Regions from separate parts of the Homo sapiens genome. Here region 2 is linked to region 1. A link is a loop called in an ENCODE intact Hi-C map of the cell type or tissue named here. Cell type or tissue: dorsolateral prefrontal cortex. All regions are shown on one strand. Each heading gives the region's core, and the rest is flanking DNA. Links, peaks and the distances in the headings are about the cores only. Region 1 overlaps CDK6 (cyclin dependent kinase 6). Region 2 overlaps CDK6 (cyclin dependent kinase 6).

What was found. Hi-C counts contacts between places; a loop is a spot of excess contacts. Peaks named below come from ENCODE experiments on the same cell type or tissue, not always from the same donor. Only the 100,000 strongest peaks of a DNase experiment are listed, where the experiment ranks them.
Region 2: it touches region 1 in a loop (2.2-fold over the local background); 10 of 110 quality-filtered maps call a loop at or near these places.

The regions. Positions count from the first base shown.
Region 1 is chr7:92,703,108-92,719,762 of GRCh38, forward strand. The region is part of intron 4 of CDK6 (cyclin dependent kinase 6); the gene reads right to left. Among named protein-coding and RNA genes, the nearest start is that of FAM133B, 120 kb to the left of the region's middle. RefSeq lists enhancers at 14,771-14,820, 14,841-15,140. In dorsolateral prefrontal cortex, for the core only: CTCF peaks have their summits at 14,706 and 14,998; DNase peaks (open chromatin) are centred at 15,014 and 15,434; H3K4me3 peaks cover 2,030 bases; H3K27ac peaks cover 2,500 bases.
Region 2 is chr7:92,755,137-92,771,791 of GRCh38, forward strand. All of the region lies in intron 3 of CDK6 (cyclin dependent kinase 6), which reads right to left. Among named protein-coding and RNA genes, the nearest start is that of CDK6-AS1, 73 kb to the right of the region's middle. RefSeq lists enhancers at 8,976-9,603, 13,405-13,944. In dorsolateral prefrontal cortex, for the core only: no CTCF peak of the experiment used is centred there; no DNase peak of the experiment used is centred there; H3K27ac peaks cover 1,291 bases.

The DNA of each region.
Region 1 (16,655 bases), core at 13,623-16,122:
AACTCAACATCCCCTTAGCCAGATCTCAAAAATGCCCATGGTCACTCCATTGCCACCTGACACGAGAACTGTGATGGGTGAGGTGGAAGGTTAATCAGCTGCATTTAAAATAGCTCACCTCCACAATTAAAAAAAAAAACACCAGATGACCATATTGCTAGAGCCTCTCCCATAACCTTGGTATGCGATGGGAGCTGAAAGTGAGGAGCTCTGAAGCTTAAAACTCATTAGACACAGATAAATCCACTTCTGATCATAATTTTAGTCATAAGCAATGACATATTTTTAAAAATTCTCTTTTTATACTGCATAACTAATGATATGACATGTTTCATACACATACTGCAAATCTCAAGATAGGTAAAAATACATTTCAAATGACCTCATTAATCATTATAATATGACCTATGGTTAAGTAAAGCACAAAACAAGTATTCTCAATTCTCTAGATAAACATCACATGTTTTATGACATGAATGTGTTATATAAAAGAATATCTGTGTGTTATGTATGCAAGCAACTAAAATTTTAACATTTCATTTATCTGGTAAGATGAATGAAGACTTAGATGTAACTAGATTTCCTGGATTACTTACATTTCTCTTTGTAAGCTCTGCAAGTGTATTATTTTAATCACTTGAATTTTTTCTTGCTTGTGTCTTATTATCAATTGCCTTTTTCCTGCTGTTATGATCCCTATGTTTATCAGCCTAACTCCTTTTCTAGTTTCTGCTTCTAATATGGACCTATTACACTTCAAAATGAATTCAAACACATTTATCAGGTCCCCCACAGAGGGGCCTCAGACTACCTCCCTGATCTCAGCCCTGACCTCTCTCCTTCCTACTTACTCTGCCTCAGCTGCACTGACCTTCTTGCTTTCCTTGGACAGACCAAACTCCCTCCTACCTTGGGGCCTCTGAATTCACTGCTCCCTGTGACTAGAATGCTCTCCTGAATCTTAGGATGCTCTGTCCCTATCTCCTACGCAAAAGACCTTCTTTGACCACCCTCCCCCTCTAAAATAGATTCCCGGTGTATCGCACTCTATTGCACTGCTGGGCCCCAGAGATTTTATCTAATATATTAATTTGTTTATCATACACCTTCCTGACAAGAATGAGGGGAGATTTTATATATATCATTAATTTCTACACTCTCAGCTCAGTGACTGGCCAGCAGAAACTATAGCAAAACTTGAAGAAATTTTAAATAAGAGTATGGATCTAAATAAGAACTCAAGAGGTAGACATAAGGCTTTAATGATGTGATAGCTACTTGGGTGCTCAGAGCCCTCCTCTCTCTTTTGTTCTTCTGTATTTCTAATTCTATTCCCTTGCTTCTTTACTTCTCTTTACCCCCACAGGCAACCACTATCCTAAGTCTCATGTTTTTCATTTCCTTCCTTAAAAAATGTTAATCTATAAATATACCTAAATAATATTTAGATTTGCTTTATACATATTTCATATGCTTTATAACTTTCTTCATTTTTGTTTTATTCCCCTCAATATTATTGCTAATATTCATCCATGTTATTGCCTGTAGCTATAGCTCATTCATTTTTAAATTTTCACTGCTGTGTAATTCTATTGTGGGAATATACCAGTGTCAATTTAATCATTCCTTTGTATATGAACAGTTGGGTTGTTTGGAGTGTTGGTATTACAAACAATGCTGCAGAGTATTCCTGAATATGACTCTTGGTACACATGTGCAGGAATTTCTCTAAGGTATGTAACTTAAGGCATGGAATTGCAGGGTTTCATGGTATAAGCATGTTAAACTGTATAGTTAATACCAAATTATTTTCTAAAGTAGAGTATCATTTTATGTTCCCTTCAACAGAGGATCAGTTTTAGGTGTTTCTTGAAAAAGCAAAGACTTGGTTTTAGAGAAATATTTTAAAAATCTAATCTAACATTCTTTGCCATCGAACTGGTGAGTTTTGTCCATTTACATTTACTGTGATTAAGAATCTGTTTGGACATTTTTACCAATCTATGTACTCGACATTCTTTCTTGCATCTCGGGCATTCCTTTTGAGATTATTTTCTTTCTTTTTGAAGTACATCCTTTAGAAAATTCTTGGTAGTGGTAAACTCTCTTGGTTTTTGCTTCTGTGAAAATTTCTTTACCTCATTAGTATACTGTGTACTTAGAATTCCATATATACACAAAATAGTAACAAAATATCCAGAATATCCAAAGTATTTTTACTACGATGTCCTTCAGGCACCAAGAGAGGAAGCATATAACAAGTAGTTGTTCACCAAGTAACCAACCTTCTCCTACGTTTTGGGTCCATGCTAAGGCATGCTTAGCAAACACAAATCATTGTTCCTGGTCTCAAAGAGCTTTGAGCAGCATTAAAAAAACTTGGAAATCACATGAAACCTAAGTAGAGAGTGAAAGGTTTCATGTAAAGGATGAATTGGGTGGCTTAAGAAGTGCTGTGGGCATTCAGAGCAGGAAGCATCCAAAGAAAGGTGGATCCCAGTCAGGTCATGTTGCAGAAGCTCCTGAATTATGTTTCTACACAACACTACTTATGTGGCCAAACCACACCTTTACCTTGAATCTGAAAAAAGCCAGGGTACGTTTTCTTTGGAGATGGTACTGTGGCTTAACTGAATCCTGAATTGGGCACTAGATAGATAAGAGCAATATTAAGACAAATGTTCTTAAAGACTAAATTAGAGAATAAGCAATTGTATGAAATGCTAAATACAAATTTTCCAGAATTGCAGGTTGAATGTGCTACTCAGTTATTAGTCTAGGTACCAACTCCTTTTCTGAATGGGGGGCATTCCTGCATGGCTTTGTAAAACAAAACAAGACAGTGCAGGTTATACAAGGGCTGGGCTGAAAGCCTCAGGAATTTCTTTTAACTTTCTTGAAAGGTTAATAGCTGAAAGAGTTCTTATATGACACATCTTAAGCAGACTATGTGAAAGAAGTGTATGTTATCTGTGACATTAATTCCTAATCCATAGTACAATGAGTCACTTATTCACTGGAGAATAATCTAACCTATTTGGGAAATGAACCTTTCTGAATATTAACTACCACCTATTCCCAAGAGGAAGTGATCGGTGGAATACAAAATGGCTCAGTACAGAAATAACATTAAAATGCTCATTTTGGCCAGCGTGGTGGCTCACACCTGTAATCCCAGAACTTTGGGAGGCCAAAGTGGGAGGATGGCCTTGAGCCCAGGAGGCTGAGACTGCACAGTGAGCTGTGTTTGTACCACTGCATTCCAGCTTGGACAAAACAGTGAGACCCTGTCTTTTTAAAAAAGCTAATTTTGACTACAGTAGGGAAAGAAATTTACTTTCATAATTAATGAGCTGTTACTTTCCAGTCATCTGCCTTCCACTCTATAGAGATTAAATACACAAAATGTCCTTCGTGAAAAACAATTTTCTTGTCTTTGTAGAATTTGTCCTGTGGGTGGTAAAGAAGAAAAGCACAACCATGAAGGTCTGTGCTCCAGGGCCACAACTCAATTTTTCTGTGCCATCCTCAACTACTTGCCTAGTGGTTGAAAGTAAGCAAGGAACAAAGACTGAAGAAACACCACTGGATTTCTGGGACTCTGAGATCTCACACTGAGATATGGTGCCTGAAAGCAAAGCAATTAATACTGCCTATACAGTCCATTCACAATAACACACTGATTCATTCTTAGATTCTCAGTGAAAATTCTGCAACTGTCTGGATTTGTGCATTCAATTTCCTGTATTCGAAGAATAGATACGTGTGTAGCCTTGGAAAAAATACATTTTATTTTTCCCCAGACTTCAACATTGTTTAAATAACTGATAATGGAAAGATTTCTTCAGCATAATCATTTCAGGAATACCAGAAACACTCTCTCTTTTGAGAAATAATAATGAAAAAAGAGAGAATGGTCTCCCTAAGATGTTAGTAATCTAAACTTTAGTAAAAGTGATTTCTAAGTAACTGATTAACAGTAATAAAATGGTTTCATTGGTTTATATTCATTTCTTTACCTGTCTTCATATTCAGGTTCAAAGATGAGTATTACTATTACATAATTTAATTATAGGACTTCACTTTTTCATGTATTAACTCATTTAATTCCCACAACAATCCTATTAAGATAGGTACTGTCATTTTCTCTATTTTAGCAGAGAAGAAACCCAGGATACAGAGAGGCTAAAGAACTTATTTAAGGTCACACAGCTTGTTAAGTTGCAAAATAACTTTGTATAAAAGATCTGGTTCCAGAATACGTCCCTTTAACCATGTACTGTGGTATTATACTGTGTATAATAGCCGTTATACTGCTTTTTGAAGGAAGCAATGTTTTTCAAAAAAATTATCTCTTTGCCTATATTTGAAAATGGTAGGAGAGAAAAAGTAATATTCCAGGAACACTTGAATCAATTCAAGACTTCAGAAACAATGTTGCCAAGAAGGAAGTGAGAAACAAGGGAAGAAATTCTAAAACAACATCAATGGAGTCACTGTTTAAAGAAAAGAAAGGACTTATTCTCTTGGAAGGGTGTGAACTATTTATTCACAAATACCTGATGAGATATAGAAAACGTGCGTGCATGCGCACACACACACTCACAGTCTCTTTCTCTCTCACAAGATAAATAAATGTAGTATTAGAAAGAATGCTAGGTATATAATGTTTTAAATTCTGCTGTCTTCCCAGACTCTTCCAACTTAACAATCTCTGGCCTCAAGAACATGACATTATTCTCTTAAGAGAAACAGCCATTATCAAGTGTATGATATTATGGGCAGCAGATGAGCAGATGGAGGAAGACACACAGTGGTGATGATGAAATTTTTAGGCATATTTAGTTGTTTAAAAAATCCTCAAACTGAACAGACTCTTACTGGATTATATCCAATATCTAATTTCTAAACTTGTTATTCTTTAGGAATAGTGAGGGAAGACGGGTGAATGAAGGTAATTAGCCCCAAGGAGAGAAAAATCGAAAAAGGGCTGAAAAAAAATTTGACGCTTTTCTTTACTAATTTACAACTTTCTTTGAAACCCCAGTTTGATTATCTGACTTTTGAAATTGAGAAACTAATCTGTGTTACCATTTTAGAGAAATGAATGGATGAGGTGAACCAAGAATGGAGAATGGAGATAAACCAAGACCACACAAATTTGACTATAATGAGTATATATTACTTTTATAATAGACATAAACAGCTTCAAAGTGCATCATCATTACCAATTGCTATTTGGTGAGCATAATCTATGTGACGCCCGTTTCTTCCCTCAAGGTGCTTGTTGTCTAAGGAAAAAAGTAAATTATGGTATTTTGTGGCTGTTTACATTACATAACCCTCATTAGGGTTTAGTCATATAACGACCACAAGTGAGGTATACAATTTGCCAACTTTAGCAAAATCTGGATTATGTGGAGGAAAAAGGAGAAACAGAAAGATAGGTGGCTAATTAATTAGAACATAACCATGTCACTGGCACTTTAGGCCCAATAAAGTAAAACATCTATCATTTAAGTCCTGATAAAAAGAAATATATTTTTTAAAAGGCTCTGTTTGTAAAAGAAAAAAAAGTCATTTCATGATAGATTCATCTGAATTACAATTGGGATAAACATTAAACCACTAGAAAATTTCTGATTTATACAACTACTAGTGAGATGTCATATAGAGATTCTTCATTATACAATTTGTTCCGTTTTGAATGAAAATGTTAATCATACCAGGAGAAATTACTATACATATTCAATACCACTGCCAGTAAAAATAGTAGTGATTACATCAGTAGTGGCTACTATGTTCTGAGCATGTGTCAGGACACATCCACAACAGTACAGTATGAAGGCAATTATGACCAGAGACACTTATTTGATTTAAATAAATATATTTTTATTTCTTATTTATCTCATAAAGTAAATTTCATATCAGATTTTGACATGAACATGTTTTCCCCGGATCTACATTTAACAGCCTCCAGTTTCTGTCCCATCTCATTCTTGCTCTCACGTAGCCCCTCGTCACACATCTTTCTTAAAACAGCCTCCACGCTGGTTTCCCTGCCATCAATTTCTTAATTCACACCAAATCCTCCCTACCAATCCACTCATCACATTGTAGTAGACTGCTTTTTTTTAGGGTAAAAAAGGTTTTAAAGCACTCTGCTCAACAACCCACATACTTCTTGCTGCTTTGCCGTTGTGTGTGTGAACATGAGCTGATGTTTCTCAACCCCATACCTAGAACACACCTTTCCCTGTGCTTTGCCAGGCAAACTCCTCCTCACTTGTAAGCCTGCCTCAAAAATTAGCTCCCCTGAGAAGCCTTCCCTGACTCTCCTAGATCTAACAATGCTTGTCTCCTAGATTCACCAGGGTTTATCTGGCTAGGTAAGAGTTGTAGAGGCAACTTCAGATTTACATATACATATATGTAACTAAAAAAACATACACATATATACATATATGTATTTTATTTATGCATCCAAATACTGAATATTACTTTTAATCATATGAATATATTAATAACAAACATACTATTTATGTAATATAAATTACGTAAATAATATTAATGAAATTCACATCTTTTTAAAAGTTCTTAGTTTAACATAATTTTTCTTATTGCCTCACTGTTTTTAAAAGCAATCCTTAGCTTCCTGAATTTGCCTGAGAAGAATGTTACCTGCTGATTGCTGATAGATGGCTCATACTCAAAAAGTGTTTGCTGATTGCTATTATTAAGGAATCTAAGGAATCATAGTCCTGGTGGGTGTGGTAAGCAATCATTCTTAGTCTAATCAACATTTCCATGAAACTCTAAAGCTTTCTGCTTTCAACATATGTGGAGCACGTAAGGAAAAATGCACTGTGCTTTATAAAACATTTTATTAGAGATTGGTGAATATATCAGTGCGCCTCTGAAAGAAACCAACAGCAGATGTTCCTACCTATACAGTGGCCCTGCTGCCTTGGTGGGGGTGTATCTCTAGACTAATGAAGGGCCTGTACATTCGTTGTTCACCCAACAGCCATCCCCTGCTTTCCTGGCTAGCATAACCTGATTTTCTTTTGGGTAGCAATATGCTTATCTACAGACTGATTGGTCAATGGGTAGGTACGGGATTCAATTATGAGTGATGAAACCTAAAGTGGAAGTTTGAAAAGAGCTTTTGGAAAAGATTGTCTTCCCTGATTAAAGAGACAATAAAACCCTTTTTGGCCCCTGCTTCCTCACCTACTGCTTAGAATACTGTTGTATGTGATATAATGCTTTTGAAGTTGTGGCAGCCATCTTGAGGCCCTGAGGGATGACACTCTCAACTAACCAAAGAAGAAGGAATGGTATTTTCCCAATATTCGGTTATCGGAACCAAGATGATACCATCAAGCAACAGCACCAATTGCAGAATTACCTATCTCCAGACTTCTTATATCAGATTTAAACGTTATTATTATTCAAGACACTTTGATTGGATATTTTGTACTTGTAACTAAATATATGATGCTATAAATGGGTCCAGAAAAAAATCTGAAGATTCTAGCTTTGGTGATTACCAGTAATGAAGTTAAACAAAGGAGACCAAAGCAGAATTGCCTAGGAAAGGAGAAGCTGATGAGTGATCTTTTTGTTATGATCTGTTTCTACTGCCATGGAACACCAGATGGAGAGGTGGGGAAAAGCAGAGATGAGGGCTGATACTCAGAGGAGACCCGGGCAGACGGATGACTTGGACACCTCTGCACGGAGATGAAAGTTACAGCCATGGACCTGAGTCAGACACAGAAAGGGCTGAAGTCAGAACATGCTGGATGCTTTATTAGAGGACAGGAAGAGCAGAAAGCGCCAGCAAAGGCAATGGCCAGAGGCACTCAGGAGAGACAAAGCAGTGAGCTCTCTCACATTCAGTTAAGGAGTGCAGGAGTAGGAGCTGAAACCCTTTTGGAGAACAATTTGGCATTATCAAATTTTTGAATGTGCATTCTTTGTCCTTTGTCCTGGTAGTACCATTTCTTAAATAATTATCCTAAAAGAAATTAGTATTTCAGTGAAAAAAACATAAGCCCAAAGATGTTCACTGCAGCCAAAAAATGAGAAACCACCCAAGTGTTCATCCTGGGAGACTGGGTAAAAATATTATGTAAATTTACACAGTGAAAGTAAGAAAAAGAATAACAGGCTAATATATGTTAGATATGGACAAAATGCCTAGGATAAATAAATGGAAACAAGTAAACAAGAAATCCCAAACAAACAGAAAACCTGTATGTATACTATTATAGGCACATCCACATCCACCCTCATGCACACCCATACTGAGGGTTGTATACAAGTAGCAAAAAATATAAAAGTTCATTTAACAAACTGTTAATAGTGGCTTTTTTTCTGGAAGGAAGGATCATTGAGGATTTTCCCTTTTCATTTTTTTACCTACCTGGAATGGTCAAATTTTTTTTTTTTTTTTTTTTTTTTTTTTTTTAAGATAGAGTGTCTATCTGTCACCCAGGCTGGAGTGCAGTGGCATGATCTCTCAGCTCACTGCAACCTCTACCTCCTGGGCTCAAGCGATCTTCCCACCTCAGCCTCCCAAGTAGCTGGGACTACAGGCACATACCACCATGCCTGGCTAATTTTTTTATTTTTTGTAGAGACAAGGTTTTATCATGTTGCCCAGGTTGGTCTCAAACTCCTGGGTGCAAGCAATCTGCCCGCCTCAGCCTCCCAAAGTGGTGGAATTACATGCGTTAACCACCACACTGGTGGAATGTTCAAATTTTAAAATAATTTTAGCAATGAACAAAGAATGCAGACAAAAAAACTGAAGAAGGAACCGTGACACTTTGGGAGGCTGAGGCGGGCAGATCACGAGGTCAGGAGATCGAGACCATCTTGGCTAACACGGTGAACCCTTGTCTCTACTAAAAATACAAAAAATTAGCCTCCTACTCAGGAGGCTGAGGCAGGAGAATGCTGTGAACCCGGGAGGCAGAGCTTGCAGTGAGCCGAGAGAGCGCCACTGCAGTCTGGTCTGGGTGAAAGAGCAAGACTCCGTCCCAAAAAAAAAAAAAGAACCATGAGAGTTTAAGGGAGCGGGGACTCGCATATACAAATGCTACAAAGGGAATGTGGAAGAACCTGCAAAAAATGCCACTGGATTTGGTGAACTCTATCTTATAAATGGGGCTATTTCTCTCTAAAAAATTGTCTACTAAGACCAAATTTCTAAAAACAAAATTACTGAGTAAATGCATGTGAATTAAAAATAAAGCAATTGATGAATATCTTATTTTTCTAAAATATTATGGGACTAACAATACTTGAGAACTACAATCGACTATTGAAAAAATTTGATGCCTTTAAAAACAGGAGTACAAAAATTACAAATGATAAGCTGATGGAAAATACAAATTGTACTGTGCATATAGTAGCAGCAACATGACCTTTAAATGCAGTTTTTCAGCCCCACATCCTAAAACCAAGAAGTCGTTATAGAAATAAAGATAGAACAATAAATACAAAGAAAAGATAAAGACAAGATTTTATTTCAACTTGTGTAAAATTGCTGAGGTCACTCTTGAAAGCTTTTCTTACTTTAAATGGACTATTCAATCTTGTCAAAATCTTAAATATTGTGCTACATTTTTAACATCTACTTGCCAATAAAAGGCATGACAGTGGACAGTTTGGGTATAAGAACATGTGAGTTTCTCTCTTCTTTAGACATTAATCCTATGTATGTATGTATGTATGTATGTATGTATGTATGTATGTATGTATTTATTTATTTGAGATGGAGTCTCACTCTGTTGCCCAGGCTGGAGTGATCTTGGCTCACTGCAACCTCCGCCTCCTGGGTTCAAGCGATTCTCCTGCCCCAGCCTGTAGCTGGGACTACAGGAATGCGCCACCACACCTGGCTAATTTTTGTATTTTTTCAGTAGAGACGGGGTTTCACCATATTGGCCAGGCTGCTCTCGAACTCCTGACCTCATGATCTGCCTGCTTCAGCCTCCCAAAGTGCTAGGATTACAGGTGTGAGCCACTGCGCCCGGTTGACATTAACACTTTACAATTCACAATGGGCTATCTGTGGCTTTTCCTAATACAATATTTTTGAATGTATATCAAGTAAAAACTACAGTGGCCAGACAGTATAAGTAGTTTTACATAATATACATAAACCTGTAAAGTCTTTTAAAATGCATCTTAATCTAGTAAATCATATTTTAAATGCATAGGCAGCTTTTGAAAAACTTTGCCAAAGCCCATATGCAAATTACTTGATTTTACATATTTGATTTTTAAAACATTTATGCAGTTTTATTAAAGCTATATTGGTTTTTTGAACCCAAGATTTGGTTTCTATTACAACTCCATTAAAAATGTTCCCTGACTTAAATTAATATTGATAAATTAGTCATTTAACATTAAAAGTGGTTATGATTAGAATGAGTATCACTGATTAAGCTTCCATTTACTCTGTTGCTCTGTACTGAAAGCTGAAGAAATATAACTTTAAATACCAAGTCAATTTGTTTTAAGTCCTCAAAATTTAAAAAAAGTAAAAAAAAAAAAAAAAAAAAAGAACTAGTATCACTGAGATCTTGTGCACTCTTGACAATATCCAACCAGCTGACTAGTCATGCATTTGTGTAAAATGCAGTAACTTTGGTTTTCCAGAATATCTTCTAAATATAAACACAAGATTTTAGCAATGAAAGTGACTAACAAAATAAGTTTAATTCTTGGTGTTTAAATTTCAAGATGGATGCAGATACAAACCACAATGGCACCTTTCAGGGAAGTCAATATTTAAAGAACAGCATCCCTTCCCAACCTCAGTCCTCCTCTACCTCCTCTACTCAGAAACCTCCTATTTTACCACCCACATATACTCTATAAACACTCACTGAGCAGCTACCATGTGCCTGTGTGTTGTTACCTGAAGTGCTGAAATGGCTATTTTGCAATGTTAATCTTTTAAAAATAGAAGACAGAAGTCAAACAAATGGGGATACTACCATATGAGAACTACTATATTACAGGCAAATCAAAAGTGCACGGGAGGGTAGGTACTTAACTTTATCCTGGGGAGTTGGGCAGACTTCAGAGATGGCATCTGAGTCTTGAAGAATGAGTAGGAGATTGTTAGGCTGGGAATGGGAAAGGCAATCTAAGCAGAGAGAATGTTTAGTGACACGGAAGCATAAAATCTAATGGCATGATTTTTCAAGAAGGAGCAAAAAGGTCTGGATAGCAAGATCATAGGGTGTGTGGAGATGGGTTTGGTGTGGGTGGGAAAGCAAGAATGGAGAGAAAGGTTAGGAACAGTTGACTGCTGCATTCCGGAGCTCAGAGTATACAGACTTGAGTGTGTGGGCAATGGGGAGTCACTGGGAATTTTTACTCCTTCACCTCCCCAAACGGGCTTGTTTCCCACAGTGGTCCATGTTGTATGGCTGTTCCCACAGCTCCCTTCTACATGCCAGTCTTGTCTTTCCAGGAAAAAGAAAATCTCCTTTTCTGACTAACTGTAGTCTTGATCTTTCATCCATTCTGCAAAAATGGGATTTTATAGACAGGTAAGGACATTCTCATGAATATATGTGAAGACCATCATTTTAGGAATTTATTTCACATTCTTGATAGTAGCTTTTAAATGCTTTACTTTATAAAAGTTTTACAGTTTTTTTTTTTCTTTTTCTAATCTGCTTTTTCTAAACTAGTAAAAGCTAGTTTTCTGGAACTAGGTTACAGACAGACTTTGGCCCATTTAACAAGGTCAGACTGTTTATTCTTGACAGAATTCTTTCCCACTGTAAAAAGGTACTTTTAAATGCCACATTCCAAAACCAGTGCCAGTAAGCCACTGAAGCATATTTTCCCACAAGAACTGATACCATGTGCAGTCCCTACCTCACTGAAATCATCCAGCGTTACATAAGGTGCAGATAGTATTTAACGTCACCATGAAATCTATCAACTGAAATATGCCAGCCATGTATTTATAAAACACTTCCGTACATTTCAAAGCATTGGTAACATTTAAAAAAGTAATTATTAAAAATCGAAATGGGAAAAAAGAAAGGGAAGGACAGTGCTAGAAATTTTTTAAAAAGAATTTAAGACAGAAGAGGAAAATGAATCTTGTAACTTTATATCAGTATCCAAACCTGAAGTAGTAGAGCTTTTTCTCCCTTATTTTGGGGTTTTTATGGTTGAGCTGTTAAATTTACAGCCCCATTTTTAGATTCTGCCAGCCTTCAAAATAAATATATGAGCAGCGCTAAAGTAAATTCTCCTACGCTTTCCCCTTTTCTCTTTTGGATGTTTCCCTGAGATTTGAAGGTAGATTATTCCTCCACAGCCAACAGTAAAGTTCAACATTCAAATTTATGAAGGATTTAAAAATCATCAGTATCCTTGTAGATAGATGCTGGGTGCAACAATGTCACTCACCCTGGGTTTCAATCCCTAGAGAGGGGGAAAGCAGAAAGCAGGAGCAATAAGAGGAATGGTTCAGCAGCCAAAGACTATCATTTAGAAATGCATTGGGAAGATTAGCAATAAAGTCAATAAATGCATCAGAAAATCCGGCACTACAAAGTAATTGTATAAAAGTCTGAGCTCAACTTTTGGAGAGACCTACACAGATAACAGGATCATAAATTTAATCTTCTCAAGGACCCAAATGGACTAGATAAAATGACTAAGGGAAACTGCAATGCAGAGATTTTCAACCCCTTCTTGGGACACTATGGTTTCTCCAAAGATCCCAAGGGATCTTAGCTTTAAAATAAAAGCATAACATACAGAACATCTAAGTGCACAAGTCAGGAGATCTGGCAAGGTTTGTGATCTCAAATAAAGAGGGATGAAGCACAATAATTATCTGAAGGTTATGAATGGCTGCCCAGACACACATTCAAAGTGTAAATGTTACTCCCTCAGAGCTCAAGTTATTATCAAGGAGTGACGCAGGCAATTGGGAAGATTAGTTGAAAGTTGTGTCTAAAACAAATTAAAAAAATTTTTTTGGATGCTTATAATTGATGATGCAATGACACAAGCAGCAACATGGAGAATGCAGAGTAGGAAATCCATTCATTGATTCATTTGTAAAAGCAGGGAGTTGTGAAAGCAATTAAGTTCAAAGAATAGTGAAAAACTGATAAAGAATATGTGCTTATGTTATGTGCTTACCACTTTGGGTAGAAGCGATGGAAAGACAGAAAGGTAGGTTGGAGCTGAGCTTCAAAAAACTTTGTATGCCATGCTGTAGAGTTACAGTTCATTCTCTAGGCACTGGAGAATCGTAAGGATTCATTCATTCATTCACCATGTACTCAAGTGCCCACCTCGTGCAAGGAAGGCACTGTAGGAAATGCTAAAATACATTATTTGGACTGAGTGAATAAAAATGGATATGGCCAATGTTACAGAATTTGAGAAACATTATCTTGACTCAGAAACTTACACTATGATATTATCAAAGCCTAAGCAAAATATTGCCACCTCTCCTTTCCTTAAAAGGAAGCAGTGACAGCTCTAAAATACAAGCAGCTCACGTGTCCAAAGAATTAAAGAGGACACAAAAATCCAAATTATTGAAATGTTGCTTTATATTCAATTCCAAGGACCATGTCTCATACTCCTATGAGTATGAATATAACACTTGCGTTGAGTTAAGCAAATTTAGGGGAGATGGAATTATCTCATTAAATAGAACTCTTCAGAGAAGCCCCTAAACTAGCACAGAGGCATATTCCCAAAAATGTTAAATGTAGGAGGCAAAATGTTTTTTCATCTTCTGGATCCCTGAGAAGCCCTTTACTTGAAAAACTTTCTGAAGCATATGGTCTCATTAATCTTAAGACAATGCTTAGTCTTTATATCCAGTTTGGCCTCAGGCTTTTGAGATTTTGAATGGCATCATATAGGGTGTCCGTATGAAAAACAGGCCCAGGCATGGTAGCTCATGTCTGTAATCTCAGCACTTTGGGAGGCTGAGACAAGAGGATTGCTTGAGGAATTTGAGATCAGCCTGGGCAACATAATGAGACCCCCATCTCTTAAAAAAAAAAAGAACGTAGCTGGGCGTGGTGGTGTGAACCTGTAGTCCTACTACTTGGGAGGCTGAGGCAGGAGGATGGCTTGAGCCCAGGAGTTGGAGCCTGCACTAAGCTATGACTGTGCCATTGCACTCTAGCCTGGACGACACAGCAAGACCTGGTCAAGGAAAGGAAAGGGGAAAGGAAAGGGAAAGGGGAAGGAGAAGGGGAAAGGAAAGGAAAAAGGAAGGAAGGAAGGAAGGGAGGGAGGGAGGGAAGGAAGAAAGGAAGGGAAAGGAAAGAAGAAAGAAAGAAAAAGAAAGAAAGAAAGAAAAGAAAGAAAAGAAAAGAAAAAGAAAGAAAGAAAAGAAAAAGAAAGAAAGAAAGACAGACAACCAGATTCTCTGTATCATACCCTGATAGATGCTGGCTGAACAAATGTAGGAAAAAAGCAAGGAACTTCTGGCTCTTTCTCCGAGTAAAACATCCTCCAGGCAGTAGCATTACAGTTGAACTGTTTTTGTCCAGAACTAATTCGCAACAGTGACCACTTATGAAGGAGCTAGAATTAGGTGAGTCAAATGAATGACTATCTTTTATAAACAAGGGAATCAGTCATTTGATTCACTTCGCAAATCCACTTGGTGCAATTAGATAGCCACATGCATGCACATGCACCAACAGCAGCTTTCTGTGCAGTATGGAATACATTCTCTTTCTACATGGCAGAAATTCTCACAGTGGTCATCGATATTTGCCTTCACCGTGGAGGCAGAGCTAACCTATCAGATGGTAACTCAAATGTGTTTTATTACCACTGAGAACGCGCAGTGGAGAATCTGGATGGGTTTTCATGTTTGTTTTGGCTCTGGCATTTTCCATGTACCCAGCCCTGGGAATCCTAAAGAAAACGTGTCCTGTTCCCAGCTCTGTGCACTGCCCCCATTGTGTTCCACTTCCCTCACTGGTGAAAGTGAAAACGAAACCGGCACAAACCCTCCATTGTTAACTATGAAATATGTACTGGCAACTGGATGTTTTAACAAAACAGACCTGGTTGTGTCATGGCAAGATGTTGAGAGGGGAAGGAGTCACAGGAGCCCTTCCTGCTTCAGAGGTGTGTCCTGCACTTTCGCTGAGGTGCCGAGGCGACGGGGCTTTGGGTTTTTTCCATTATACTCATGTAATGTTCTTGGTTTGATTTATTCAGTATGCACTGGCAGCTTTTGGAGGCTTCTGTGGGAGCTACTCGGCTGCCCAAGCCGAGGCACAAACCCTGCCAGGTCTCCATAGTAAATACAACACGCACGAAGAGGAAACAAGCATAAACAATTTATTTTCTCCTGTAAAAGATGACATTGTTCTCCGATCTCTGGTCCTGCTTCACTTTGTCACTTGGTGGTGCCAACTGGGTGCCGTGGAATGAGTTATTCCAAACACACACACACACCCCAAGCACGAATTGCATGACGCGCACATTCACAGGGCCCACATCCAGGCGCGTTCAACAGGAGGATGCTGGTGACCTCTTTAAGCATCCCACATTTTGACCTGGGTAAGGAGGGAGGGCTTCCCTGGCCCTTAGCCTAGGCAGGTTCTTGAGCCTTATCATATGGCCTCATAAAACCATATCCCTTTCCTTTATTGCATTTATCTCTGTTTCTAACTAGACATTTCTTTGTGTGACTATCTGATTCAGATCTATCTCTCCATCTCGCTTGTAAGCTCTCTGACCTTGTCCATTTCCATTCACCATCATCCCTCAGCTTCACTGACAGCGTCTGCACATAGAAAGTGATCAGTAATTATTTGTTGACTGAAAGCCACAACTCCATTTCATTGATTTTCTCCCCTAGGCTTATCAAAGTTTCTGAATCCACGAGGTTCCGTTAGTGTTACTAAATGCTATCAACACTGAGGTCAGAGTAAGGAAGGAATATCATCAGAGGCACAGGAAGGGGATGTAAGTAATTTTTTTTTCTTCAACTTTAAGTTCCAGGGTACATGTGCAGGATGTACAGGTTTGTTACATAGGTAAACGTGTGCCATGGTGGTCAGCTACACAGACCATCCCATCACCTGGGTATCAAGTCCAGTATTCATTAGCTATTCTTCCTGATGCTTTCCCTGGCAATTTTTGTAATACTTCTGGTATTAAATAAGTTAATGATCTCAAATAAAGCAATATTGGGAATCTTATCAGTTACAGATTTAAAAAAAAATTTCCAAAATTAAGTTTTGTACTTTGTACAGCTGTCGAATAAAAGTCTTCTCATGTTTAACATTTACTTGTTGTCTTTTTGTAATTTCTATGGAATAAAGGGTGTTTTCAGAACATGTATATCTTTTATTAGTGAAGGTAATATGGAAAAAAAGATTCTTGGAGAAAGAGAATATAATTCACTTAGTGAGAATTTTATTAAGTCACTAAAAAGATGGGAACATACTCCCACTCTTCCATTATGGTACAAAGAGGAATGTTTCTCTAAACTATACAGGTGTGTTTGGCACAGGCATTTGAAGGAAAAATGCTAACTTCATGAATAGCATTAAATGATTGTATAAAGGCCCCAAAAATACAAAGATACTGAGGTACCAAAAAGAATG
Region 2 (16,655 bases), core at 8,802-11,301, 47 kb after region 1:
TTACTGGTCCCTTTGAAGGGTTAAAATATGGCAGATGTTGATAGCCGACACTCCTTGCTAACAGGAAAGACACATTGCTGTGGGGCCCACTTCTAGGCTTTCCTTTCCCCGCAGCTGTCTGTGTAGGGCTAATTGTATCCACTTGTTTAACCTCGGGGAACGTCTGGAGGGGACCCAGTGCCACAAGGGTACCTTTTTTTTTTAACGGTCATTTCCTCTCTGGTGTAACTTGCATGACAGTATGTGACAAGCAGAAATTAATGGGGACACTGCTGTGCCAATTCCTCCTGAATTGCTGACACTGGCTACAGGCTGCCTGTTTGCCACCCAGCCAAGACCTCACATGAAACATGGCGAGGGGCCCACAGCTCTATTCACCAACAAGCCAGCTGGTCAGTGATGAGAGGAGCTGAAACAATGTGGTGCGCACAAACCAGGAAGAAAATGCTTTACAAACCGCTTCAAACCAAGGAGGTGGCATTTGCTGGGAGTTAATATGCTAGTTTATTTTCCTGAGTGGCAAATTGCTGCAGGACTCCAATCTCCAAAGTGCATTAGATATAAAAAGTATTCCTCTTCCAAAGCCTCCTAAGGTATAAGTTGGGGTGCGGATACCATTCAGGCAAAAGGGAACCACATGAGATTTATCTCCAAGGAGTCTTTTCCAACAGTCAGCTTCCAGGAAGGTCTGGGAGCCAACAGGGTATCTCTTGCCTCTAGCTAACTACCACAGAGCTGCCCGGTTTAAAAATTCTATGCATGGGTATCTCTTTCACTCTTTCTTGCACATACAAGTGCACATACAAACACACACACAAAAGAACCTCATGTTCAAGCCCATTAATTGCCCACAACGTTTTGCAAGGTTGGAGAATCTGCCCCAACCTTGGCAAAGTCCACTTTCTCCCTTTAATATAATAAGGGATCAAACTCAGCTGGCGGTCACTTAAAAAGGTGGCTCTGTTATAGATTAGGCCCTGCTGATTTAGGCACAGATGAGTGAATAGAGGCATGTAAAATTGTAAAAAAAAAAAGAAAAAAAGACCCAGCAAAAAACTCACCTAACTATGATCTTGTGTACAACTCAAAAGTCAAGTTTAAGGAGAAAAGGGGGAAAGGTGTAATGGGAAAATTACATTGGTAAGATTTTTACAACAAATTTGGGAAGCCCTAAGGCCATTTCAAAAAGGCACAACAAACAGGCTCCTCAATTTTGTGGCTGGGCATGGCATGTAGTGAAATTTTGCTGCTCTGAAGTAGTGGAGAAGCTCATAAAAACAAGAATCTATTTAATTCACTTTTTCTTCTATTCAAAGTTTTAACCAGTTGATGTGAATCGGCTTTACCCAGTTTCTGGGAAAATAAGGAACCCTCACAGAAGCCAGGGAATTCAGTCAATGAACAATGTAGGTTTAGATCTAGGTTAGACAGGGCTCTCATTTGTTGGAGAATAAAAGAGAAGAGACTGCAATAACTTAAAGAGTTGTATCAGGTTCACTGTTGGTATTAATAGAAGGAAGATGTATGCTTCTACTTCCAGGGGAACTCTTCCAATGCAACATTAGAGTGGTGGGCTCAGGATTGTCATTCTTTGGCCATCCTGTTAAAGGGACAGGCAATCTATCTTTCCAATAACAAATGGGATTAACAAAATTCTCCATTTCAATTGGGCAAGAAGCGCAAGACCAGAGGGGGAAGAAACGGAGTATGCATACCCACCTCCACTGGATAAGGGATCTGGGAATAACTTTGGTGGGGCTTTTCTTTTCTAAATATAATTTGTGAGAGAGCTACTGAATTTAGGAAAGGTTTAAAATGTTTCTAACCCAGAACTGAAACACAGGCCTGGAAAAAAACACAAAGGAAGAAGTCATGGAATTGGAAATGCTAATCTCTTAAACAAATACATTTCCAAAATATACTATATAATGCAACCCGAGCCTTTTAAAAAAGTTCACTGCCAATATAGTCTTTAAGGATCTGTGCTTTCTGATAACAAAGTACTGTAATATTGATTTTTAACTTTTATTTTAGGTTTGGGGGTACATGTGAAGATTTTTTATATAGGTAAACTTGTGTCACAGGAGTCTGTTGTACAGATTATTTCATCACCAAGGTATTAAGCCCAGTACTGAACAGTTATCTTTTCTGCTCCTCTCCCTTCTCCTACCTTCCACCCTCAAGTAGACTCCAGTGTCTGTTGTTCCCTTCTTTGTGTTCATAAGTTCTCATCATTTAGCTCCCACTTACAAGTGAGGACATGCAGTATTTGGTTTTCTGTTCCTTCATCAGTTTGCTAAGGATAATGGCCTCCAGTTCTATCCATGTTCCTGCAAAATACATGATCTTGTTCATTTTTATGGCTGCATAGTATTCCATGGTGTATATGTACCACATTTTCTTTATCCAGTCTGTCACTGATGGGCATTTACGTTGATTCCATGTCTTTGTTATTATGAATAGTGCTGCAATGAACATTCACATGCATGTGTCTTTATGGTAGAATGATTCATTATTCCTCTGGGTATACACCCAGTAAAGGGATTGCTGGGTCGAATGGTAGTTCTGCTTTTAGCTCTTTGAGGAACCGCCACACTGATTTCCACAATGGTTGAACTAATTTACACTCCCACCAACAGTGTATAGTGTTCCCTTTTCTCTACAACCTTGCCAGCATCTGCTATTTTGTGACTTTTTAATAATAGCCATTCTGACTGGTGTGAGATGGTAACTCATTGTGGGTTTGGTCTGCATTTCTCTAATGATCAGTGATATTAAGCTTTTTTTAAATATGCTTGTTGACCACATGTATATCATCTTTTGAGAAGTGTCTGTTCATATCCTTTGCCCACTTTTTAATTTTTTTATCTTGTAAATTTGTTTAATTTCCTTACAGATGCTGGATATTATACCTTTGTCAGATGCACAGTTTGCAAATATTTTCTCCCAATCTGTAGGGTGTTGTCTGTTTACTCTGTGATAGTTTCTTTTGCTGTGCAGAGCTCATAAACTTAATTAGAGCTCACTTGTCAATTTTTGCTTTTGGTGTCTTTGACATGAAATCTTTGCCCATTCCTATGTCAAGGATGGTATTGCCTAGGCTGTCTTCCAGGGTTTTTATAGTTTTGGGTTTTACATGTAAGTCTTTAATCCCTCTTGAGTTGATTTTTGTATATGATGTAAAGAAGGGGTATAGTTTCAATCTTCTGCATATGGCTAGCCAGTTATTCCAGCACCCTTTACTGAATAGAGAATCTTTTCCCCATTGCTTGTTTTTGTCAGGTTTGTGGAAGGGCAGATGGTCATATGTGTGTGGCCTCATTTCTGGGCTCTCTATTCTGTTCCATTGGTCTATGTGTCTGTTTTTGTACCAGTACCGTGCTGCTTTGGTTACTGCAGCCCTGTAGTATCATTTGAAGTTCGGTAGCATGATGCCTCCAGCTTTGTTCTTTTTGCTTAGGATTGCCTTGGCTATTCAGGCTCTGTTTTGATTCCATATGAATTTGAAAATAGTTTTTCTCCTAGTTCTGTGAAGAATGTCTTTGGTAGTTTAATAGGAACAGCATTGATTCTGTAAATTGTCTTGGGCAGTATGTCCATTTTAATGATATCAATTCTTCCTATCCATGAGCATGGGATGTTTTTCCATTTGTTTGTGTCATCTCTGATTTCTTTGAGCAGTGTTTTGTAATTTTCATTGCAGAGATTTTTCACCTCCCTGGTTAGCTGTATTCCTAGGTATTTTGTTCTTTTTGTGGCAATTGTGAATGGGATCTGGCCTTCCTGATTTGGCTCTTGGCTTGTCTGTTGGTGGTGTATAGGAATGCTAACGATTTTGGTACACTGATTTTATACCCCAAAACTTTGCTGAAGCTGTGGTTAAAAAGCTGCATGGCTTGTCAAAGGCTAGCCAACTATCCATGTTCTATTTGTGAGTTAGGGAACTACAAATTGTATTTTAAAAGGCAATCCAGCAAGCAGCTGAATATAACACACACCCAGGCTTCTTAGCCCTTCTTCATGCTTCCTTAGGTCTCTTATCAGAACAAGAAGAATAGAGATCTCTGTTATGGCTTTCCTGTGGCAAGTAAAAGACAAGGCGATGATTTTCCAGTCCATTTCCCCTGGCAACATGCTCATCAATCACCAAAGGCTAGGACTTTGTTATTTTGGCTGGAGGCAAAAAAGCTTAGTGGTTTCTGTCTTAGTGAAATAGGACTCTCCTTTAACCTGTGTTTCAGATTAGCATCAGGGCTTGCTGCCTCCACCTTAAGTGTATCTGCTTTGATGGCATATAGGCTCACAGGACGAGTCTGGAACACACCAATTTTAGCTACTATAGAAATGATTTGGTCTGGGATAAAAGTTATTTTTTTTAAAAAATGTGTGTGGTGGGGCCAGTTTTCTAAATCCAACAGGGGCATTACCAAAACTATGGGTATTTATCTTTCTGCAAGTGATGTGTCCTCAGCAGTTTTCATTTACTGTTATCCATACTGGTCTATTTTCACCTTCATACTTTCAAAAGGCCACAGTAGGATGGAACAACAGACTTTAAGGCAAAAAAAAAAAAAAAAAAAGAAAAAAGAAAGCTTAAAAAAAAACCATACACACAAATTCCCTTTGTTTGGCATCACTTTCCCCTTTTATCCCATTTAATTTGAAAGAAATGTATATTGTCCTTGAGTGGACAGTGGAGTTATATACAAACATGTTGCTGTATGGCCATGCACATACAATGAAGATTGCTGTTAGCACTTCAAGTCTCAAATTAAATATTTTGCTTCAAGAAAAACTGAAAATGGAAAGACATCTAACACTGCTTCATTAAACCAATTCAGCATTCATAATATCTTATCTATTCACGGACAATCTCCCTGTACCTGCTAATCCAGGATTTTAAAAGTATTGAAAGCCTAGAGATTGTTACAGAAATCCCTGTATCAGTAACTGTCATTGTAGTAAAAATAGGCTTGCAACTTTACTGTATTCTGTACACAGACATTAATTTAAAAATTTACTCTCATCAGCAATTGCTTCCATTTACAATCAAGTGAAATTTCTCCATAGCCCAATTATACTATTTAATGGTAAAATGTTTGTAAGACTAAAGGAGATAACAATGGTGTCAATAAATCTCATTAGAAAACTTATCATATCATTTTTCCTAGTCCTTCAATGTTTGCTATTTTATCAATATCATCATCATCAGTAAACATGTACTGAATGTTTTTAATGTATACACACTGATTATTTTACAAAACCTGTCCCTTTGTGTTGCCTAAGAGCAAAGGAAGTGACACTATGTTGTTAATTCTTATGTTGGGCTATAAAGATTCAGATGTGAGAACTTCAACTTTTCTGTAATAGAGGGCATTCCCCAATAAGATGTATGCTAAAACAGCCTTTTGTTGGATTATAAAAATATTGGGTTGAATTATATGAAACTGTCATTTTTGTAGGGCAAAACCAGTCAATTATTGGGAATGTCAAAGGGTTTTAATGTTGTATGGCACTAACCCATTGTAAACAATAAATTATAAGGAACCCATAATACCCTGACAGAGATATATACTGTTAATAATTTCATGCTAGTTTTTTAATATATGTATTTGAAATACATTCCCAAAATGGGATCATATTGTATATATGTATTTCTTTAGGCAATTATTCTTCAACAATATGAGATTTTTTGAAAAATCATCCTATGAGATGTATTCATTTTGCTAGATAAATTTTCATAATGTATTTAATCATCCCCTATGGTACATTTTTTTATTGTTCATTTCTCTAATTATTTGGGAGGTTGAGCATTTCCCATGTCTACCAGCGTTCTGTATATATGTACATCTTTGCAAATTTGTTCATGTTCTTATCCATATCTAAACTGGGTAATCTCCTTTTTCTTAGTGGTTTGTAAGAGCTTTTTATATATTAAGGATATTAAACCTTTGCCATAGTTTTTGCAAATATTTTATCATTTGCTTTTTAGTTTTATTTATAATATTTTCAGTCTAAAATTTTTATAGTCTAATGCATGAATCATTTCCTTTGCGATATTTTCTACTGTTTCGCACTTAGAAAACTCTACTACCAGATCTGAAAAATATTTGTTTACATATTATTATATCATTTAAAAAATTAATAATAGCTCTCTCCTACACACATATCTTTTGAAACTATAAAGTATTTAGACTGTGTACAAAATATAAAACAGGCCACTCGTTTGGTATCCAAAGCTGAAAGTGTTGTCTTCAGCCTCCTAACCAGCACTAAATGTTACTAAATCAGGCCTGTTTCTAGCAAAATTTACAAGCAAACTCAGCTGTCTTCTTTTCTAAGGAAAATTTCCTGCTGTACAAAGGGTTACCTCTGAACAGTATCTCCATTATTTCACTCATGACTCCATTCCTAATTTTCTGTTTTCTGGCAGCTGCTCTCCAACTTACAAATAATGTGTGCCTTTGTTTAGAGTTCCTTAAAAAAACTGTATATTCTAAATGTGGAAGAAAGCTCAATTTATTTTACTTTGAAACCTGAGAAATCAATAACATGAACCATATGTTAATTATAGAACTTGGTGATAAATAAAGTAAGAAGTCCAGTGAAACTGTGGAGAAAGTGATGGTGGAGTTGAAACAAAAAAGAAGTCCTTTCTCTTCATGTGTGATGCTCTCATAAATCTCCCCACTTGGGAGGATACCAAAATGCAACTCTTTTTCTTAATTCACTCTAATGTAATTTGTGTTTTACTTCCTTCCAAGTTCCCAAGTGTTTTTATTAGGATTTTGCAGCAAAGATAAGATGCATATCATGGGCTGTTAGTATAGTGGCAACATTAAGAAAAGATGATGTCAAAGACAAAACTTAACTGATATTTATGTCCTTCTGTGGTGTTTATTTCAATTTACATAGTTTTGTACTAAAGATATAAGTCAACTCATCTTTAGTTTCTGGTTGAAATATTAAAGGACTTGAGGTTTACAAGATCAATTGCTATGATCAGAGTAATAATCATAATGGGGGGGACAAGAATTAGCAATGTAATGTTTCAGGCACTTACACTCAGCATAATCACATGCTTTTTAAAAAAGCACTTTCTTTTTGGTTTATTTATGGTAAATAAATCTCTCCTTCTTTTTTGTGACTCATTCAACCAATTCTCTTCCTGTGATCACCAACCTATTTCTTCCCTATTCTTGAACCCCATCCTCCCGACCCGGAATATATTTTGGTAGAGGAAGGAAGCAGAGGGAAGCAGGGCCCTCACTCATAGCTTTTATACCATCTTAGTCTCAACAAACATTTCAAGTCTTCAGCTATGAGTAATGGTGAATTTCTCAGTTCCAGACTTAAATATTAACATATGATATATTAGTGAAATTAAAATTTTAACAAGTGTTTATTCCATACTAACCGTATTCATAGAACACCTTTTTTTTTTTTTTTGAGATGGAATCTCGCTCTGTCACCCAGGCTGTAGCGCAGTGGCACAATCTCGGCTCACTGCAACCTCTGCCTCCCGGATTCAAGCAATTCTCCTGCCTCGGCCTCCCAAGCAGCTGAGATTACAGGCATGTGCCACCATGCCCAGCTAATTTTTTTTTTGTATTTTTAGTAGAGACGAGGTTTCACCATACTGGCCAAGCTGGTCTTGAACTCTTGACCTTGTGATCCACCCACCTCAATCTCCCAAAGTGCTGGGATTACAGGCGTGAGCCACCGCGCCCGGCCTAGAACATCTTAAATTGAGGATAGCTATTTCCAGATTGATCTAAATCTGATTGCTTAATAGTAAACTTATCTTTTAATGTTGCAGTTCCTAAACATTATTTTATGCCTTGCAGTCCCCAATCTTTGCTACATTTGGTTTAACATTCTAATCTAAAAGTGGTATGACTATACTACAGTAGAATGATAAATATTTTCTTTGGTTTTGGCCAAGAAATAAAAAATTAACAAGTATGGCCAGTGACAACAGTGAACACTGGTAATATAAAAATCAGCAAAACTGCTAGCTTAAATTTGCTAAAGGCCTAGAATGACAATTAGAAGAAAATTAGATTCTGAGTACTCATGGCTTTCAATATATGAGCCTCAGAGTACTAGGTTTAGCCACATTGGTGTCAGCACTAAAAACCTATGACTATGATATATTTAAATTTAATATAGTTTTGGTTCCTTACCAATAAAACAGGAGTAGGAATTCTGACCCATTACACTTGCAAGTCTGGTAATGGTTTACTAATTTAAGACCCTAGAGAACTGTTAAATCATTAGTGTATATGAAACAAATAGCAACTTTCAAAGGTCAAATCATGAATGAGTGATGAACACTTTTTTAAAGGAAAGATTTTTGTGTGGCTTAAAAATTTTTAGTTGGAATTCTCCTATTCCTAAGCATCTCTTTAATTTATATCTCCTATTAATGAGTAAGTATTTTTCAATAGAACATTTTAAGGAATAAAACTTCAGTGCCTTTAAACAAATTTCCTACATATCAATGACGTTAGTAAAGCACCACACCTGACTTCACCTGGGCTTAGATTGCCTAAACCTACTGATTGGCTGGGGTTACCAATGCACAGGCAAGCAAATATTCCAGATGTCTGAGTCATCTCAGAATGTAAGGGAGATGTTTTCCATTTCCCACTTGTGTCATATGACATACTGCGGGGGTTGGGAGTATGTCTTAAGCTGCAGTGTCTGGTGTCACCAGAGGGTACTTATTAGAAACTCCCTCCTGAGACTATGTTTGACAATGAGGAATCAGTTAGGGCAGGATTGTCATTTTAAGTGAGCACCCCAGGTGGTTGATTCACTGACCACACTTGGAGAAACAAAGCATAGTGTTTACAAAGCCTTTATCAACCCTTTATTAGATAGTTACTCATTTTTGCAAAATCTGTTGGGTTTAAAAAAAAAACCTGTTGGGTTTAGTCCATTTTCCAGGCATCCTAATTAATCTAACCATTACATGGTAGTAGCCAAGGTTTATTTGTCTTTTTTTTTTTTTTTGAGGCAAGGTCTTGTGCTCTGTCACCCAGGCTGCTGTGCAGGGGTGTGATCATGGTTCGCTGCAACCTGAATCTCCCAGGCCCAAGCAATCCTCCCACCTCAGTCTCCTGAGCAGCTGGGACTATAGGTATGCACCACAACACCTGGCTAATTTTTGTATTTTTTGTCAAGACAGGGTTTCTCCATGTTTTGCCATATTGTTGAATTCCTGGGCTCAAGTGATGCGTCCTCCTTGGTCTCCTAGAGTGTTGGGATAACAGGTGTGCACCACTGCGCCCAGCCCACTTTGTCATTTCTGACATTCAAGGAATTCTCTTTTACTCCCTAAACTCCAAGTGTCACAGTGCCCAGATGCTAAGTCCTTAATTAAATATATGAATCCATATTCAGGCCAACCTCTCCTCCTCACTTGATTTACCGTAAGAATCAATCTTTCAGGACAATTTTGCTTCTAGAGGGTGATGATGAGGAAGAGGAAGAACAGAATGACAGTAACTACAACATTATTCTACATACTGAAGACACCAGATTCTCATAACTGGCACTATGGGGTTTGCAAGGCTTCATTATACAACTTTTTGTGAAACCACATATTCATTCAACAATTACTTACTAGAACCAGTAATTACTTACTTAACTGCAATGAAACGATTGTTTAATTTTTTCCACCTTGCTTAGGAATGAGGAATAAGATACTATCTCAGATAACTGATGGATACCTACTTTGTATGCCTTTCACTGATTTAAAATTTTGTAATGACAATATTGCAAATTGTTGGCAATTGCTCTAGTAGAATGGTCCTTTTTTTCAACTTAATATATATGGGCATCTGAAATTTCTGGGTAAGAATGATAAAATCCAAATGAATAAATATAGTATAGTACTTCAAAGATTTAAAAAAATAACTTATTCCTTTGAAGCTTCTAGTTCTCGTGATGGGAATGGGGAAGACAGCATACAATTGGGATATAGGGAAAGTAATTTTAAAATGAAAAACATGTATCACTACAAAATTATTTTTTAGATATATACTCCTGAGATACGAGAATAGGGTCTAAAATTCATGACATCCATCCGTCTCTTCACTGAGCTTAGTTCTCCATCCTTGGTATAAAACATATTTAAGCGTCCCACCCCGGGGAAGAACAATTTCTGGAATTCAGTTAGTATTTTTGGAATTAGTACTATTTTAAGGAGAATATATCTTATAGTTTTGGTAGGATCAGTTATTGGTTTTAGACTATTTCTAAACCAAGCTATATTCTTAGCTACAACACAGATAATCCCAGAATCCCGGCCCACCACAGAGAACTGAATGCGCAAGTGCAAAGTGAATGTGCCAAGATACAACATACCTTCAGCTTATTTTTCTGTAATATAAATATTTAAAAATTTTATCCTTGAAAAAGTACCATTTCCTGGCTTGTACAATGGTGGTATTGATGCATACATTTCTGAGTTAATTAGAAGATAAACACCTAGTACAGTTACAAACACATGTTTACTGAGGATCCCCTATGTTCCAGGCAGTATGCTGGCCCTGGAGCTAGTGCAATGGACTAGAGTCTTGACTTAAAGTCTCATCTAGTTGGGAAAGATTAAAAAACAAACATAAAAAATAAATGAGATAATTTCAGCTAAGTGCTATGAAGAAGAAGATAAAATAGGATAATGTGGTGTAATGTGATAAACTATAACTAGATGTGGAGTTGTAGCTGAGAGGGTCAGAGAAGGAATGATGAAGACATGACATGAGCTAGAGGGTGTGGAGCATTCCAAACAGATGAAAAATCAGCACGGACAAATGCCGAGCTAGAAGCAAGCTGGAGGAACAGAAAGAAGGCCACTGTGGCTGGAGAACCGTGGGCCCAAGGAAGAGTGGAGGCAGATCAGAAAGGCAGGGGGTGGGGAGCACTAGATCATGTAGGACTTCTGATTTTATTCTACAGGTCATGAGAAACCACTGGAGCTAAGTTTTCAGTAGGGAAGTTAGATAATTTTATTTCTGCTTTAATAAGGTCCCTCTGGTTGTTATACAGAGGATGGTCCATAAAGGGGCAGGAGCAGAAGTGGTGTGTTGAGTTAGGAAGCTGGTTGATGGGTTAAACTAGAACTATAGCAATGAAGATATTGAGAAGTAGTCAGATTGGGGATATCTTTTGGGGATAACACCAAAAGCACTTACTGATGGATTGGATGAAGACTGTGAAGGAAAGCAAAAAATCAAGAATTATGCCTAAACTTGGGGCTCAAACAACTGGCAGATAGGGAAGGCTTGAGTTTGGCAGAGGATTCTCGGTCAATGTTTTACATGGTTAGCTGACTATCTGTACCAAGAGCATGTGGGAGACGTCAGGCTGGAGAATAGGTATTTGAAGATTCTGGACTAAATGACATCACTTGATTAGAAAGTGTAGCCAAGGAAAAGAAGAAGGCTGACAGTGAAGCCTTGGATGTTCCCATGTTTAGAGGAAGAAGAGCCAAAAAAAGAGACTGCAACCAAGGAGTTTAGCACAGGCTAAATTTAGATGAGAAATAGCCTTCCTTCTACGCAGAAGAGCACTCTGCTATCTGTTGCCATGGTGATATAAACGGGTATATACTACCTGCAAGTTTTAATGGACTTTGTAAACAGATTCAATGCCTAGGGTGAGGAAGCATTTTCTAAAGAGATTCTAACTTATCTGTTATTAGCTGAATCTAAGTGTCATTTGCCTATTTAGTGAGTCATTATTTATTTAGTGAGTCAGTCTTACAGTACCTTTAGAAAGAAACTAGCTTTTCTTAAACCCATATTTCCTATCCCCCTACCACCACTATCAACCCCCTGTACCCCACCAAAGGTTCCCTTGGCTCTGCATAGCTCTGCCCCAGCTTCCTTTTAGTCCCTGGCTTTAGGCTGTCTCCAACCTAAGTCCCAAGATTCTTTCATTTTTAGTTCTGCTGCTCTTTTACATTAATGTAGCTTTTTATAGGATTGGAGATTTTAAAAAACCTACTAAATAGCTGTTATATTTTTTGTTAGGATACATACACATGCATAATTCTGTCCTCTTTCTCTTCTGATATTTTCAGCTACTATAAGGGTTAGGAATTTGCAAAAGGATTTATTTCTGAGAGTCTTCAGAATCTAGACTGCATAAAAATGTTCTCCTTTAAGAAGTTGCTTGAGTTACTGAGTTTTCCCTTGGAATGAAAGATACTTGAAAGCACAATATGTATGTTCCTGATTGGAGCAGAGGGAAACAAATGGAAATTATTAGTAAGATTACACTGAAATCTTACTAATTAGAAAGGTTACACTGAAGATTTTATTTCTCTCTACACTTTAGATCTGGGCTTCTGACTTTAGTAGTATAAACTCCCACAGTTGTTAGAGCTCACTCACTCTACATTTCCCCCTGAATTTGGAATATACTCAGTATTGACTCACTATTCTTCCATCCTTCAAATCATCTCTCCTATTCCACTCAGTGGTCAGCTGCTGGCACTGCTTTGATTTATCCCCCTGTCTACTCTCAGGCTGGCTGCTTAATTTTTGCTTAGCAGTATAGTCTTTAAAAAAAAACCCCAAATTTCAAAACTCTCAGTATGTGTGGGGGCAGAGGGGTGCAGAGTGGGGAGGGGCAGTAAAGTTGTGGTTTCTGTGGAGAAAATATTTCTTTGGAGTCAAAAGACTATATTAAAAGCTCGTCTTCCACAGAATATAGGTCACATTCCTGGTAAAAGTTTGGATGCCTGTTTTTTAAAAAAAACAGAATGTCTCTAAACACCATAGTTAATATACTATAAGTGATATACTTTGAATAAGGCATAATAAGGGTCTACAATGTGCATAAATCAACTAGGTAAAACATTATAATAACCAATACTGTAAAAAGCTACATTAATGGAGAAGGGCAGAAGAACTAAAAATGAAAGAATCTTGGGACTCAGGTTGGAGAGAGCCTAAGGCCAGGGTAAGCTGGGGCAGAGTTCTGGAGAGACAAGGGATGCTGAAGGTGGGAGGCTGATAGCGGTGGTGGGAGTTTGTAGAGGGGTAAACAGTGAAAACAAAGGATATAGAAAACACAGGGTCTTGAGTGCCAAAAAGAAAATAAACTGGGAAACCACGTTCGCAAGTTAAAAGCCTTGAAAGATCTACTATACTGTGAGGAGTGAACTATTTTAAGTCAAATTGCTGTAGGTTAAGGCCCATCTTACAGTAAAAGATGGCATCACTGATCTATGAGGTCTTTTAAACCAGAACTATGTTATTCCAACATTCGACTTTGCTTCTTTAAAGAGACTTTATTGAACAGTCCTCTCAGGTGTCTTTCACAAATGTACTTTCTTTTTAAAATTATTTCCTGTTACTATGAAAAGTAGTTTGCATCAAATACCAGGAGAGATGTGTGTGTGTTTTTAAAAACATGGTCTATTCAATTAGTGCAGCTATGATATTAGATTGAAAAAAATTTCCTTCCAAGATCTTTATCATTATGGTAGAGTATTTGTTCTTTGAATTTCTTGCCTTGTTTTTGGGATCACCTTATTATGCAACATCTGCTCTGAATTTCAAATGTGATAAACAGAGTATGAGTGTCGGTGGCAGATGGCTAATGACCAGCAGCGACAGGGCATTCAAGCCTGCCTTGTTTTCTGGGAAGCGATATTTTCATGTTAATTTGCTCTGTGTCCTGCAAAGATGAGACAAATCACCTGCTCGTAATTCAGGCAAAATGGAGACCACCAGGAGCTGAGAGGGGCCATGGCTTGATTCCTTTAGGAGTGAGAAGAGAAGAAGATCTGAGAGGCTTTCCTCATCTGCAGTACAGGGACCAGTCAGTCACTTTGCATTATGTCAAACTGAGAAAGATGAATCAGCCCTGGGCATCCCATACTGACATCAGAGCCACTGTTTACTGCAAGCAGATATTATTCATGAAAACAGACATTTCCCAGAGGCAAAAAACAGGTGCTATTAACAGTGTGTGTCAGTTTCTGAAGTCTGGGTTTTGTAAAATAAACCTAATAGTGTGTTTTATCTCTTACTAAAAATATTACAACCAATAGAAAACTCTAAGAAACATTCAATTGAAGATAAAATGAAATCTAATTCACAGAGAAAACGACCCACACAGACATGAACCTGGAGCTTTTCTGGCCCTCTCAAGCTCTATAGAATTCATTTATCATAAAGATACATAAATAAAAAAAATTTTATTCCAAGATTGAATCATCAAAAGAGGCCATATGGTCTTGAGCTCAAAGAACCCTGTCCTATTTTAGAGGCTGCTGTTCTTTTGTGTGACCTTTCAGTGCCTCAAACTTGTGAAACTATATTGACAATTGCATCAAACATTTTTTTTTATCAAACATGTTTCATGCACAGAATGTCCACAGAATAATTTTAGGTTTTCAAAGAGTTTATAAAATAGTTGAGAAGCCAGGTCATATCCTAGGAAAGATTAATGTATTATACAGACAAGACTAAATACCAAATGAATGATTTAGTAAAAGAGGGCATTACATTTGGAAAAGCCTGTACAGGAGAATATTTTACATAAGAGTCTCTCTCCATCTGTATCTTGCAGTGTACAGTTCTTATTCTGGGTGGCAGTTACAAATTACTAAGAAAAATGGTGAGCAAATTTCTTTACAGTTCTTTCTGACCCTCTCTCATAGGATGGCAGATGAAAGCATGAAAGAGAAAAATAAAAATCTGAGAGCTGTTTTTTTTTCTCATAAAGCTCCATAAATGGAAGGTGCTATATAAGCATAGATACTCTGAATTTATCACGTACTCTAAAAGAAAAAATAACACAATCATTAAGGTGTCAATTATTGCCTCATAAATCTCAGCATGGAAACCCAGGAAGGCAATATTAAATCTCAAATGAGCCAATAAAAATTTAATAAAGATGGCACTGAACTCCTCCACAAGTAAACAGACCCAAAGATAATATCCTGAATTAGAAAGAGGAAAGCCAGATATGTCAACAATAAGTCTATGAGGGAAAATTAGAATATCTGTTGACTTCACAGGACAGCAGCCAACAGGCTGCTTTATGCAAATGTCATTGTCAACCAAGAATGGATGCACCTAAAGGACATCAAGAAAAGAGGTTAAATAATGTGATGAAAACCCCAAGATGAAGTATGAATGTGATTTCTATGTATGCTTTTTTTTTTTTTTTTTTTTTTTAGAATAAGGTATATTTAATGATGTTGGAAAGAATCACCTATGATTTTATTTTATTCTCATGAACTTCTCAATGAAAATTTTCAGTTCAGGCCTATACTCTTAATGTACTTTATTAAAGTCCCACATGAGCACCGTGCAATAATTAGAGTTTCCCCAATAAGTTTACCCAACTATCAACCTTTATTAGTACTTATGGCTTATGGTGTGGTTTAATGTCTTTTTTATTTTTCGAAAACAAATGGCACTTAAGTGCACTTCAAAAACTGTTAGGTGATATAAGTAAGCTAGAAAAGTAAGATCATCATGGGCTCTTTTCTAACAAACGTGTTGATGAAATGATAAGCAAAATGATGTTACCCCTATGATATCTAGTAAGACACCATGGAGCATCCTAGTTTTATCCAAGTACTGCCCAACTAATGCAATTTATGTCCTGAATGTGCATTAGAATATCCTGAGTTTCAGTGGCCTGTTAACTGGTAAACAGTGCCACAGAAAACACAACACTGGGTAGAGGAAAGTGGGTAGAGGAAAATCCCCTGAGCTTAAATGATCTTAGATGAGGTCTTGTTTTGATTTTCTATTTTATATATATTTCATGTTAAAATATCTGGCCAGGCATGGTAGCTCATGCCTGTAATCCCAGCACTTTGGGAGGCCAAGAGGTGGGCGGATCTCGAGGTCAGTAGTTCGAGACCAGCCTGACTAACATGGTGAAACCCAGTCTCTACTAAAAATACAAAATTAGCCATGCGTGGTGGCCCGTGCCTGTAATCCCAGCTACTCAGGAGGCTGAGGCAGGAGAATCGCTTGAACCTGGGAGGTGGAGGTTGCAGTGAGTTGAGATCGCGCCACTGCACTCCAGCCTGGTGACTCCGTCTCAAAAAAAAAAAATAAATAAAATAAATAAATAAAAATAAAGTATCTTAGATATGTGACTCCGTCTCAAAAAAAAAAAAATAAATAAAAATAAAATATCTTAGACACGTGACTCCGTCTCAAAAAAAAATAAAAATATCTTAGATATGTATAATTATTTAACAACATGATACGTTTTAATCTATGCAAGACAATGTCAATATTAATACCTATGATTTGGATCCTTTGAAAAGTAATTTAAATTTAAGTATTTTAAAAAATAGTTTGGCACAATATAGACTGTGCTTACTTATACATAAGTAGTCTGTTCTTGACTTGAAAATACCCCTAAACTACTTAAATAACCATACAGAATGTGTACCACAGGCTTGTGTTTGCATTTTATCTCTTCTCTTATACTCTAAAGGTCCTTCAGAGCAGGTCCTCTCTTTCTCATGCCTAATTCAATTTTGTGTCCCTGAACTGCCTAGCACAGAACCCTCCCTGCACAGAGTGAATATTCAATAAATATCTGTACGAGTATAGTCAGAGAAGCTCTTATTCCAACAGAGCATTCTATATAAAGAATCA